2 separate regions of the Homo sapiens genome follow, and region 1 is linked to region 2. The links are chromatin contacts, found by Hi-C or POLR2A ChIA-PET in ENCODE. All regions are on one chromosome and are shown on one strand. Each heading gives the region's core, a stretch centred on a gene start or an enhancer-like site at or near the end of the contact. The rest is flanking DNA. Distances are from core to core; before and after follow the strand shown.

Region 1 (7,527 bases), core at 2,715-5,214, 170 kb after region 2:
GCTTGCCTTTCTTCCTCTTTCCTCTCTTTATACATTCATTTTCCCCTCATCCTCATACATTTTCACTCTTCAGAATCCCACTCCTCTTTCTTTCTTTCCTCTTTCCATCCGTTACTTAATGGATACACACCTTCTGCAAGTGGTGTGTTTGTTCTTGTTGTTGTTCGTTTTGTTGTTTGTTTGTTTGTTTTGAGACAGTATCTCTCTCTGTTGCCCAGGCTGAAGTACGATGGCAGGATCATAGTTCACGACAACATCAAACTCCCAGGCTCAAGTAATCTTCCCTCCCTCAGCCTTCCAAGTAGCTGGGACTATATGTTTGCACCAGTGTGCCTGGCTAACTTTTTAAATTTTTCGTAGACACATGGTCTCACTATGTTGCTCAGGCTGGTCTTGAACTCTTGGGCTCAAGTCATCTTCCTGCCTCAGCCTTCCAAAGTGCTGGGATTACAGGAATGAGCTAACGCACCTGCCCCTGCAAGTATGTTAACTGCTTTGTGTCCCATTTTCCTTATGTGTAAAGTAATAATAAGGATCCTCACTTACTAGAGGTTGAGGGCAGTTTATACCTGTTGATTCCCTTTCCTTTCTTTTCTTATATTTTCCTTATCAGTTTTCTTTAAAGGTTTTTTTTCCATTTTTCTTTCATTTTTTTTCTTTCTTTCTTTTTCTTTTGAGACAGGGTCTTGCTTTGTCACCTAGGCTGGAGTGCAGTGGCGTATTCACAGCTCACTGTAGCCTCTATTTCCTGGGCTCAAGTGATCCTCCCACCTCCACCTCCCCAGTAGCTAGGACTGCAGGTGCCCACCACCATATCTGGCTAATTTCCAAAAAAAAAAAAAAAAAAAAGAAAAGAAATTTTAGATATGGGGGTCTCACTATGTTGCCCAGGCTGGCCTCAAACTCTTTGGCTCAAACAGTCTTCCTGTTTTGATTTCTCAAAGTGTTGGGATTACAGGTATGAGCCACTGTGCTTGACCCCCCTTTTGCTTTTTTTTTTTTTTCTCCTCGGCCTCTCCTCTCTTCCTTATGTGCAAAACTGTCTCTCATCAACTTAGCTTTATGCTTTCAGTAAGCCACTTTGGAACATTCTTTTCTATGGTCTAGCCACCTCTCCTTGGCTGCTATGGCAGGTGGAGTGGCTGCCCTGAGTAAGCCTTTCAGAATTGAAGGTAGAGGCTGGGCACAGTGGCTCACACCTGCAATCCTAGCACTTTGAGAGGCTGAGGTGGGTAGATTGCCTGAGCTCAGAAGTTCGAGACCAGCCTGGGCAACATGGTGAGACACCATCTCCACTAAAAATACAAAAGATTAGCCAGGCATGGTAGTGTGTACCTGTAATCCCAGCTACTTGGGAGGCTGAGGCAGGAGAATAACTTGAACCTGAAAGGCGGAGGTTTCAGTGAGCCAGGATTGTGCCACTGTATTCCAGCCTGGTTGACAGAGACTCTGCCTCAAAACAAAACAAAACAGAATTGAAGGCAGACCTGCATTTATCTGCGATCTTCTTCCACAGATAAATGCAGTGTTGCTGAACCCAAGGATATCATAAATGCAGAGTGTGATTTGATGGTTTACATGTCTTCCCATGCTCAATTGCAACTGGTGGCATTTTCGTTTTTTAGTGAGAACCAAATAGGAAGTAGTTTGTGGAAGTCTTGTCAACAACTAGAATTATTTGATTCTTGATATATTCAGCAAAAATCTTTCACTTTTGAGGATGTAGCTTGCAAGACCCTTTGATTCCTAACAACAAATCTAACTCCACCTTCTCCCAGCTACTTCTCAGTGTCCAGTTCATTGGAGCTACAGAACGTTGACACTTCTATGTACCTTAGAAAAAATAGGTTAATGTTGACTCAAACATTCAGGGAAGTGTTCTCTGCCAGGGATATGATATGGTTTGGCTGTGCCCCCACCCAAATCTCATCTTGAATTGTAACTCCCATAAATCCCACGTGTTGTGGGAGGGAGCCTGTGGGAGGTAATTGAATCATGGGGACAGGTCTTTCTCATGCTATTCTCATGATAGTGAATATGTCTCATGAGATCTGATGGTTTTATAAAAAGGAGTTTCCCCGCACAACCTCTCTTGTCTTCTCTGTCACCATGTGAGATGTGCCTTTCACCTTCCATCATGATTGTAAGGCCTCCCCAGCCATGTGGAACTGTAAGTCTAATAAATCTCTTTCTTTTGTAAATTGCCCAGTCTCGGGTATGTCTTTATCAGCAGCATGAAAACAGACTAATACAAACAGTATACCTGATTGAATTGGAAAGTGAAGCTCCATGCTTACAGCTGGCTGGGACCACTCAGCTTTTGCTCAATCTGTGTTCCCACCACATGCTGGGTGCTGAACCAGGCACCAAAGTTACAATGGTGGGCAAGGAATCTTCTGTGTCCTAAGTGGTCACCAACTAGTGGGAGTGAAAGCAGGTAAATGGACAGTTTCTCTACCTGTACTATAGGTAAACTCAAAATTGGGAAGAGTACCAGTGGTCATGGGCAACTTCTCTACCTGTACTCCAGGTAAGTCTAGGATATTGGGGACATACTAGCGTTGGTGACAGCTGGACATCTTGGGTGTGTTGGTGAGCAGGATTTCCCAAGAAGAAACACCTGACTTGGGTCCAAAAATAGATGAGGAGAATTTAGATTTGAAATGTACTAGGCAGGGAGAAAGAGAATTTTCTAGCTGGAAGGAGCAGCCCGTTCTGAGGCCTGGATATGTGAGTGAGAGAATGGTGCATGTGGGGGTTCAGGTGGCTCCATGAGACAGGATTGGGGAGTGTGGAGGCAGGGATTGGCAGGAAGATAGAGAGGGACATGGAGGCCAGGAAGCTTTGACTGTTATGGGAAGGTATATGGACATTTTTTTCTGTAGGCAGGAAGGAACCCTTGCGGTCTGTTAAACAGGGAGAAAACATGACCATATATACTACTTGAGTAACCTCACTCTTAGTTTTAGTAGAATCATCCACTGACAGGAGAGCAAGACTGGATGCAGGAATCCCAGCCAGGAGGGTGGCTACCAACATGGCTACACCTGGAATTGCTGGGGAGCTGCACAAAGTACGGATGCCTCTGTTTTACCCACAGAGACTCTGATGTAATTGGTCTGGGATGTAGCCTGGGCTTTGGAATTTTTAAAAGCTTCCCAGGGGATTCTCATATACAGCCAAGCCTGAGAACCACTGATGTAAGAGAGGCAGAAATGAAGATACTGAAGGACTGTTAGGCTGGCTGGGCTTGGGCAGGACCGTACTCCAGTGCTTCCTTTAGAAAGAAATTTCTCTTCTTTTAGAAGCAGTTGGCAGGTCCAGTCTGGAACTTGATGATCAACTGCAAGTGGGGTCACAAGTGACTGTGAGGTGACCTGTGAGCCTATGAGTTTCATCAGTACAAAGCGCGAGACTTTCATTGATGGGAATTAACAGAATCTCAAGAATGAATTGGTCAGTGACAACTGGGGTTGGTGGAGTGGGGAAGGAAACACATAATATACTTAGAATATATGTTATTTCTGAATTAGCATATGTACATATAACCACTTATACATTTTGTCTAAATTTGGCTTTAATTTTCTTCTTCAAATTGATTGAGATTGGACAGAAACACTTTAAATAAACGACATTGCAAATTTTATATTTAGCCTGCCCAAACTATGGGTAATTTGTGAACAACCAAAACAACAACAACCAAAAAGCAGCGTTTATTTTAAACTTCAAAAAGGATTTATTCAGTTTCTTTCTTTTGTTTTTCCATGCATTGTTTCTCACAGAAAGCACAATACCACACCGCACACTCCACATTTCCCCCGTTTCTATTTAGCCCTTCTAAGAATTGCTCAGCCCGAGAACACTGAGAACATTTGGGCACGTCCAAATACCATGGACTTAACCCCTCCGTGCACAGAAAGGCTCACTGGCTTCTTAGCAGTAGCTTTGCTGGGAGCTGCGGTATTCCAACAGCCCCTAGTGTCGGCTGGGATGATGTGACTTGGGGGTTAAATGCAGTTTGCAGTTTCAAAAAAGAAAAGCATGATTTGTTGAAAGAGGCTCCTGAAGAAGAACATGTGAGTAAGAGTTTGCAACATCTGAGAAGGTGGGAGTGCATGCTCAGGGACTCTCAAACACTCGGATTTGGGCCTGAAATCAGGAGGAAGACTCTACTGGGGTTTCTATGACTCTTGTCAACGTATAAGCCTTCCTGTTGAAATCCCTGACAGTACTTTTGACAGCATGTTATTATCTTACAATAAAATCTGTCCCCAACCCCCTAGTCCTGCTGCCTCCTCTAGTTTCTAAGAAGGTGTGGAACAGTTAACTGTAGGGGGATGGATAGTTAAAAAGCAGATTCTAGAAGTTCCTGGTGACTTGACTCTTTCATGGGCTAGGTTGAGATAAAACTCTCTAATTTTGTTTTCATTTTCACTGGAGTTGAAGTAACAACAGCAAGAGAACGCCTCCAGGTTTACAGTTGTATGGCTTATTGTGTATATATCCTATAAAACCGAAAACCATATGGAGAATTCTGCTTTCTTGGCTTTTTGTGTGTGTGTACCAGGAAGTAGTAAAATGTTTTGAGATGCTGTTAAGTCCTTAAGTTACAAAATCAAGATTCCACCTTAAAAATTTTCCATACTATAGTTTGTTGCATAGCCTGGGGTGCTGACTGCTTGCCAAATATCTATCAGAGAGTGATTTATGATATATGATACGGTCCCCAGCCCAAGTGGAGACTGCGTAGTTGAAACATGAGAAAGGGGAGGCCTTGCTCTCTGGAAACCATGATGACTGGTTTCTGTTTGGCTTTTCCGAGAGAACATACAGTACAAAACGTGCCACATTTTACAGCAGTAAAACTTCTGTAAGAAACAAAACACGGTTCAGCTAGAAAGACTTAATTTCTCTTTGCCATTTGTTAACTGATGATTGTTTTCACTCCGAGTGGCTGTTGTTCTTTTTCCTCCATTTCCCCTCCCTGGCCCCGCCGCCGCCACCCCCCCCCCCCCGCTGCTGCTCATCTACCGAGCTCTGAAATAGAATCAAACAGCTCTGTTCTGGTAATTAAAATATTTAAAAATGAAATCTCCACTCCATGTTTTCAATATTTCGCGTGCGTTCCATTTTACTATGACTAAGAATGTATTGTGATTTCTGGTGTTTTCTGTTCTGCAAATGTTTCCTTTGCAGCTGCGAAGAAGTCTATCTCCCATATGGCTTTTAGGACACTTTGCAGTATGCTCAGATCAAGCAATATGGACCTGAAAAGGAAAAGAAAAAAAAAAGAAAGCAACCAGTCTCCTTCATATGAAAATCTCTGTGGCATTCTGGGTAACTGCAATACAAAGAATAGTGTGATGGTTTGGCTTTCAAAGATACTGTTAGTGGCATTTCTACAGGTTGTTTTGATTGTCTGTGAATGCTGAGAGGTTTTTTTTGGTGTAAATGTTTATTGCTTTTTTCTAAATATAAAATAAGTCTATGTTCACTGAAGAAAATTTGGTAAGTGCAGGAGAGTACATGGAAGACAATGTACAATAACCCCGTTTGGTTTTCCAAATTGTTTTATATCCTTATTTTGTTCAGTGTCACCACATTTTTTTTTTTTTTAATGAGATAGAGTCTTGCTCTGTCGCCCAGGCTGGAGTACAGTTGTGCAATCTGGGATCACTGCAGCCTCCACCTCCCGGGTTCAAGCAATTCTTCTGCCTCAGCCTCCCGTGTAGCTGGGATTACAGGCACCTGCCACCGCGCCCAGCTAATTTTTGTACTTTTAGTAGAGATGGGATTTCACTATGTTGGCCAGGCTGGTCTTGAACTCCTGACCTCGTGATCCACCCTCCTCGGCCTCCCAAAGTGTTGGGATTACAGGCGTGAGCCACCACGCCCGGCTGAAAACATGGTTTGTAATGGCTCCATAATTTATAATAATAGTACCATGTGCCTGTTTTCTTATAAGATATTTAGGGTATTTCTATTTTTAATGGAAATATTGTTATAAATAATGTGATAACTGTGAATATGTATATTTGACTATATTCCTTATTACTTCATTTGGATAGATATTCCAAAACTGGCATTACTAGGTCAGAAATTATGAATCTGTTTTAATAACCTTGCTACATACTTTTGTATTGGTTTATAAAGTCTCTGCTATATGTTACTACCACCACTATATGTGGAGTGTATGTGAATTTCATCCTCAAATTCTTCAATATTCTAGTAGTTGGTAGTTTTTTTTACATCTTTGCCATTTCAACACATATAAAATAATAAAATTAATATCAATATGTTCCTAATTATTAAAACAATGTATTTTTCCCCTTGTATGTAGTCCATTAATGCTGAAGTTTAGTGGCTTGGTTTAATAACCTTTCCCCAAACCCATATTCTGTATAACAGAAATTTCTTTGGAAAAATTTCAGAATATACATCTCTTTGTAGTAACCTGGGAAATAATTTTTCTCTTAGGACATTTGCATACTGCATGGAAATCTGGCCAGAACTTGAACAGATGGTTCCAAAACTTGGGGTACCTTAAACTTAAACATCAGTGTAACTTGGGGTCCTCTGCAAGGTCATCCGCAAGGACTGTGAAAGTCCTGCTTCTTGGTATCATTTCCTGACAGGTGTGTGTTAATGTTTCAGGAATATACTGGAGTGTACTGCTTTTTTATTCCTGATTCTGCTCACAAACTTGTCATTTATTTGACCACTGACTGTTGAGATTAGGATGCTCTCAATAAGGCATATTTGGATCATGTTTATCTCAAAACTGCTTCTACTAGAGGCTTTTGTGGCTTGCTTTCACATATCAGGGTTACTGCTAATGTGTCCCTAATACTTTGTTGAGAAGGTGAAAGTGGTAGTTGAAGTCACTTTAAAGTCAGTCCTAGGAATGCCTCTCAAATTCTCCCTGGTTTTCTATTTTCTAAGTTACCATTTATTGAGCACCTCTTGCATGCCATGCACATTTCACACTTGATCTCGCTTAAGCATTATTACAATCCAATAGAGTTTGGATAACGATGCATTTTCACAGACAAAAGTAACCTCAGAGAGATTAAGTCATTTGCCTGGAGACATAGAGATTATAAATAATGGTTGATAAATACACAGAGGCTCAAGATTCCTGTTTGGTAATTACAGAGGCTGTAGAAATAGACATGTCAAGGGCTCTCAACTACTGAGTCTCCAAAAGTCAACTGGGAATCTTTTAATTATTTACATCCAGGAAAAATCTTTTACCTATTCCCTGAATAAAATATAACATGTTTTAAGGTCATTTTCCAAACTTTCTTGCTTTAGGTTAATCATTAGTGAGAGACCCCAACATTTCTCAGATTGTGTGCAAACCCTGAAATGATAGCAGAAATTTACACAGTGACCCCAGACAGTTAGATTTATCCTGTAGCTTGGGTTGAGCACCTTAAATTTATATCCATATATGTCTTGCAAATTCTTTTGCTTTGTGGCTTAGTAGCAAGGCATTTACCCTCTGGACAGTGCAGTCAGGTGTGC
Region 2 (6,444 bases), core at 1,439-3,938:
AGCTCCATGAAGACAAGAACAAATCATCTTTTATTGACTGTTGTAGACTGAGTTCCAAGGATGATACATGGACCACTGTAGGTGTTCAGTCCTTTTCAAAAAAATAAACGAATGGATAAATATCATCTGTATATGTCACAATCAGAATATTGAATGTTAATTACCTGTATAAATTGATAGCTCATTATGACTTTTTTTTTTTAAGGTTACTTTGTCTTTCTTTTGGGAATTAATGCTCTTTGTCTCAGTTTCTTCATGGATAGTACATCCAAGATAAATTTGTATGCCATTTAAATAGATTCCCAAAATTATTCAGGGTAAGTTGGGATACAGGAGGTCACAATCTTGGAGAGAAGTAATGTATAAACAACCAACTATAATGCACTGGTCGGGCCCTGCACTAAAGTGTGAGCAAGACCATGTGGGCCCCAGAGGGTGGTCTCATTAGATGGGGCAATAAGGTTCAGGAAGGTTGTAACAGACGAAATTCAAGAGCTTTTAAAGATGAATTAGGCGTTTGTCTTGCATCAAATAAGGGATATTCCAGGCATAGAAACCTTATGAGCAAGGGCACAGACCTGCAGTTGCACGGCATATTCTAGGACTGTTAAGAAGAATATTAGGAAGTTGGGTGTGGGTGTGAGGGGGAGGGTAAAGGGTGATGGTTTCTGTGAGAGTGAGGCTAGGCTGGGGCCAGGTTATGGAGCACCTTGAATGCTGTACTAAGGAGGTTGTAGATTATCCTAGCTAGCAATTGGAAGCCACCAAGGTGTTTTAAGGAGTGAAGTGTTGTGATTCCTGGTGGCTATGCAGAGGATGGAGTCTGGTTATAGTGTGAAGAGTGAATCATAATGGCCTGAGGAGGCTGAGGCTATTGTGAGGTAAAAATGTGAAGCTCAATAAGGGACTTAGCACCAGTTGGGATGGAGATGGGGAAATAGGCTTGAAAGGAAGATAGAGTCTGGGCTGACAACTGAATGTGAAGCTTTGGGGAGTTGGGGTTTCTGGAATGAGCATTTTCAGCTTGGGAAACTGAATGGCTGTGAATGCCATTAATTGAGATATGGATTGGTTGCGGGGAGGCAAGAGTGTACAAAGGTTGTGCACTAGCAACATCAGGAGGAGTTTTGCAGTTAAAGAAGAGGTTAGGGCTAGATATGGAGATACAGAGTTCTCAAAAAACGGGTAGTATTTGTAAACATGGACCTAGCTGAGTTTGCTGAGGGGGAATGTACAAAGACAAGAAGATGGCCAAGTTGGATGGATCGTCTTTGGGATCACCAACATATAAGGGACCAACAGAAGAGAAGGAGATAGCCATCAAGACAGGAAAGCAGCCCTCAGAAATAGAGGATTGGACCTAAGAAAGGAGTGGTGCCCTAAAGGAAAAGGGAAGGAGAATTTCCAAAAGCTAGGGATACTTAGTGTGAAAAGTCAACTAAGTAGAGTCTGGGAAAGTCAAGTCGTGTTTTAAAAAAAATAGTAATTTTGGAGCTGAAACACATACTTAGACTTACCGATCCTGAGAGCTAGTGTTGGGCATGAGGATTATTATTTTCTTATCTCACATCGTGATCAGAGAGTATGTGAGTTTTGGTATTGTGTTTTATTCCTTGGTCTAACTTCACTGAAACAGATTCTGGGGTCCTGGGTTGCTTAAAGGATGAATATTCTGTAGACTTTAAGAAACTTCTGATGAAAACAGTGGATTATGTTTATTGTAATCTTTCTCTTCTACCAGTTCTGAGAGGAAATTTGCATTTTCTTCATCAAATTTCACCATTGACTACTATATTTTAAGGAGGAGAAGCTAATTTGAAATTTTGCTTTGAGTTTTGAAGAAGGCATGAACAGTTTCACAGAAAATAGAAGGAAATATGCCCAACTACTGAGCACACCCCTTTAAATTGCTCTTACCAGGCCTTCAGACCTAGGGGCAAAATTATGCTCCAGGCTCCAGGTCCCTGGATTCACTCTGTTAGCAGCAGCAGTAAGGAACAGTTTATTTGGACAATCCCTTCTGCTCCTGTTCTCCCTGCGTGATTCCCTATTTTAGCTGTAAAAGACTCAGAAAGTGGTGATTTTATGCTAGTACATACAGAAATACCTTAGCAAATATGATTGAGCCAACTAATGTGTAAGTAAAAACAATAGCTGAGTGGAAACTGGGTGCAACTCTGCAGTCTCCTTGGATATCTTCAGGAGTTTTGTGAAATTAAAAAAAAAATGGATCCTGGATCCTCCAATGAACTGAAGTCATAATCAGTCTGCAATGTTGACTTGAGAATTTCTTTTAAATAAAAATAAATGACCAAGTGGAAGTCTTATTAGCTAAAACCAAAAGCACAAACATACATGGCCCTTTCACAAAGTAAAACGGCTATAAGCATAATGAGACTCCAACACATCTTTACTTTTTTTGCTGTTTTGTTTTTAATTTTTCCAGCTCTTAACATTCTAAGATGCTGCCTTACCACTTCCTTAAGGAAACACAAATGGGTGAGTTAAGTTTTTGAAAGTAAAGGAGGATCCTGTTTAAGTAGATTAGGGTCTGGCAGGCCATTTAACTTTATCAGGCATCTAAAGCCGAGGATGTACACTGTAGCCGGCTGTGAGTTGCCAATTAGCTGGGCTTTCCCCACTGTTTCTGGTTTGGCAGGGATGAGGTGGTTCACCCTGCCGCACTACTGCCTGCCAAGGACACATGGCCAGCTCCCGGCTTCCTGTCTTCCTCTTTGTGTCCTGGCCTTGCCTTCCAGGGAGCTGCCAGAACACAATTGCCAAAAAATCTTCCTTCAGAAAGGTCAAGTAACCTCAAGTCACCTATGCCAATATTTGTGTTTTCTTTTTAATCCTTCTGTGTTCGACTTGGAAAAAGCTGTAGAAGCGAACTTGCAGAATGGAACCTGGGTCACTTTGGATCACTTGGATAAAGCAACAGAACCCAAAGAATCCCTTGGCCAGTCAGGGTGTGATGTTTTGAGTAGAATTCTATTTAAAGCTCTGTGAAGTGTGATAGAGTTCAGAATGGTTCAGTGTGGATTTGGATTTAGTTGCTTTTTAGGATTCACTGTACACATGTGATTTTTGGCCAAAGCTGGTGCATCACATGGCAGGGAGAGGGAGAAAAGTGGAGATTGGTTTTGGCTTAAGGACTGCATTTTTGTTTGTTTGTGTTTTCAGGACTCTATAGTCACATACTGCCTTTTGCTTTCCAGTTTGGTGTCTGTGAGCAAGCATCAGCAGCCAAGTCCCTTGTACACTGGCTGAGAACAATGTGCGGGAGTTACCTGGGGTGCTTGTTGAGAGCGCTTTCTTGGCCCCAGCATTGCTGTACGAGTCCCAGTCATTGCGGGTGAGGTCGAGGAATCTGAATTTCTAACAAGCATCTCAGGTGAATCTGATGCTCACTAGAATTTGTGGACTGAATGTCACTGATTGTGAAATGACAATAAGGCAAGTAGCATTTATTGTCATGATACGGCAAGCTGTTCTACTTCTCCTTTAATTGGTCTTTTTGGAGCTCTGTGTTTAATTGGAATCTAGATTATATGCAGATCTCCACTGACAACAAACACTTTTCTGAAAATTGAACTTTTAAAAACCTGTTAACATAAGAAACTTTATCCAAGTAATTGTTCCAGGTTTAAACTCTAAATTTTAGGATGATTTATAAGGCTTTTTTAATGACACGTAGAATGCCATAGTGAACATCCGAAACGACTTTAGAAGGCTCCCTCCCCGTAGCCCACACTGTGAATCATGCTCCTTGGAGACGTGCAGTGTGATGGGCCTAGTGATTTCTGTTATGGAAGGGAAACCCCATTTCTCTAATACTTCATAAAGCAAAGCTTTTATTATTTACTTTGAAAAAATTCCATTTGAGGAATATGGAATTCTTAAAGTGCCTAAACCTGAGCCACCTACTAATTCTTATGGCTGTTGGTAATGAATATAGGGGGCAACGTGTATTCTGTCTGTAGACTCCAGGAAAGTTCAACGTAGCCCCAACATTCCCTTTTGGCTTTTCATGTAAAATTGTCCATAGCACTTTCTTCCTAAGCTCAGTTTAATTTTCTTTTGTGCCTTTTGTACCTCGAGATATGCTGTCTTTCTTGGTGAGAATGGTCTAGCCGTGAACCTTTTCGTCATTGTTTTGTAGCATTCGTAGAGTGAGGACCAGATTAACTGTGTAATTTACCTTTTTTTTCCCCAAGTTATTTCCAAAATTTGCTAAAGCGCTGCAGCCTCAGGGACACCTCTGACTTTCTGACACAGCTAAGAAACACCACACTAATTTGGAACACATGTTCTGTCAAAGTTTACCTATAGCCTTGAGTTCCAAATTTGCAACTTCAGCATCTTCTGTTGAAAATAAACAGCATATTTTTTCTTAAGCTCCCTTTTTGCCTCCCCTTGAACTCCACAGTCTTTTATAAATAGTAATAAGGAAATGTGGTTATGGGTATAATTGCCACAAGGCAATTGTACCCTAGAGGACTGATAGAATTTTCTTTTCTATATCGGAGGGCTGGGCTCCATCAAGAAGATCCATTTGCAAATAACTCAATTGGAAGAATAACAACAGTGTCTTTATTTTTATAGCAACTTTCCCTATAGAGATCACAGTACAGTGTGTTAGGGACATCCTATCAGATTCATTGTTCTAATACCCCAGTGGACTGGAATAAAGTTTTATTATAGCTTGTTTGAGACAGGAGAGTGAGACTGAGAAAGGTTAAGGGTCGTCCCTCAGATCCTAAGAAAGTCAGAAGGGGAAATGCAATGAAAAATCAAGGTTTTTCTATTACTCTGCAAGTTGTCAAGCTCTGCATTCCTTTCTGGTAATTGTAAAGGGTCAGAATAAAGCACAACCTATTTCGGGATTGCAAAGTAATGTAGATGAAAATGCCTCGAAAATAGCTAAGGTATTCTTGCTATCTTTATCATATTTAGTACAAATGGAAGGTAAGAAAGAGCCTTATTGTCAGTATCTAATTGTACCAATGTATATGAAATGGATTTTGCACATTCTTGATTGATTGGATTCAAACTGCCAAGTTGTCTTAATCATTAATAAAAGACAAATGGAAAATAACATTTATAATTCTGGATTTAAAGGAATTCCATACGATTTGACAACAAATTTTGAACAGATTAAGAAGCCAAAGATCAAAGTTACTCTGATTACATAAACGGCCTAAGAAAACACTTAATTAAGTAGTCTGATTTTTCTTTTTAAGGTTTTACTTGTAGACTCCATAGTTCTGAGGGTAGGAGTGATGAACTTAGGCTCTGTTTTTTTTTTTTTTTTTAAGTTAGAATAAGAGAATTGGGAGTAAAATTACTACTAATCTTTCAACCTGATTTCAAGGAGCCTTGGAGGACACATTCTGTGGGGAGTAGACACAATTAACTTGATGCTCCTAATTACTGTTGTTTGATTTGTGATTAAAGGTGGTATATTTTGGTGTAGCGCTTTTGGCTTCTCAGGTGTCCAGTGTGCTGCTGCTGGGGAGAGTAGGGGGTGGCAGCATTCCCTCCCTTAAACAGGAACCCCCTTCCGCAAACTAGAAGCTGAGATATCAGAAATAACCCACATTTAGTCAGACCTTGCCTTCTAATGAGAAAAAGTGAAAAATTAGGCAAAACATAAACACACGGCTTTTTAAAGCTCTCTTTGATTTTCAAAGTTCTAGAGTGGGTTCATATTTTTTCACTTTAACCCAAGCGAGTGAAGCTATCTTTCACTTATAGATCCTCCCTGAGTGCCTCATGGGAGGAGTAATGGCCTTGAGACTTTTATCTCATCATCACTGCACCTCTTGTTATGTCTTGATGCTTAATGAATGTTAAGCTGAAAACTAATCCAGGTAAACAGGTGAACGGAAAATTAAGTTCAACCAGCGTGAACATAGAAAAAAAAAATCCTTCATTTAGGAGCACCATTAGCACTGCCAATGGACTAAGGAGACACATGCTGTTCCCTACCAGGTGATTGGATCATATCAGCTAATTTATTCTATTTTTAATAATTGCTGGATGATATTAATAGGGAACTTTCAGTTATTATTTTATTATTATGCATTTTCTTTTGCAAAAAAAAAAGTTTAAAAAACATTTTCTTAAATACCCCACCCCCTTTTTCCTCCCAATGCCCTTACTAGATTCCTTTGTCTATGTTTGCAATGTCATTGTGTTTTTCATGGTGTGACATACATACCCTTAATGCCATAAAAGATTCCTGCTCTGTGAAAAGAAAGTTGAACAGTGTTGTCACTTTGAAAACACAGTGATAGCTTTGAATGGGAGTCTAATGTGAGGAGGAAGCTTTGGCTTTGGGATCCAGATTGCTGTAGCCAAACTTCCAAATTCAGATTTGGTCTGCAATCCTGGCTTCACTGCAGTCATTTATATCGACAGTGAATAAAGAAACCTAAATAA

What was found. Hi-C counts contacts between places; a loop is a spot of excess contacts on that map. ChIA-PET counts read pairs that join two places held with the same protein, here RNA polymerase II (POLR2A). Pooled maps may share reads with other maps.
Region 1: a loop to region 2 is called in a map of endothelial cell of umbilical vein, with 1.9 times the contacts of the local background. The contact joins two enhancer-like sites. A Hi-C loop is called at or near these places in 5 of 168 maps with a recorded cell type or tissue (Right ventricle myocardium inferior, cardiac septum, endothelial cell of umbilical vein and 1 more) and 2 of 50 pooled maps. POLR2A ChIA-PET finds 5 or more read pairs at or near these places in 1 of 52 experiments (IMR-90).

Annotation. Positions count from the first base shown.
Region 1 is chr9:14,027,693-14,035,219 of GRCh38, reverse strand. No RefSeq gene overlaps it. Among named protein-coding and RNA genes, the nearest start is that of LINC00583, 100 kb to the right of the region's middle. Within about 2 kb of position 3,964, at least 17 of the 41 ENCODE cell types and tissues checked have a DNase peak (open chromatin) inside an H3K27ac peak, as active enhancers do; they include endothelial cell of umbilical vein, where a contact is called at or near this core.
Region 2 is chr9:14,195,560-14,202,003 of GRCh38, reverse strand. All of the region lies in intron 2 of NFIB (nuclear factor I B), which reads left to right. Among named protein-coding and RNA genes, the nearest start is that of NFIB, 120 kb to the left of the region's middle. Within about 2 kb of position 2,688, at least 22 of the 41 ENCODE cell types and tissues checked have a DNase peak (open chromatin) inside an H3K27ac peak, as active enhancers do; they include endothelial cell of umbilical vein, where a contact is called at or near this core.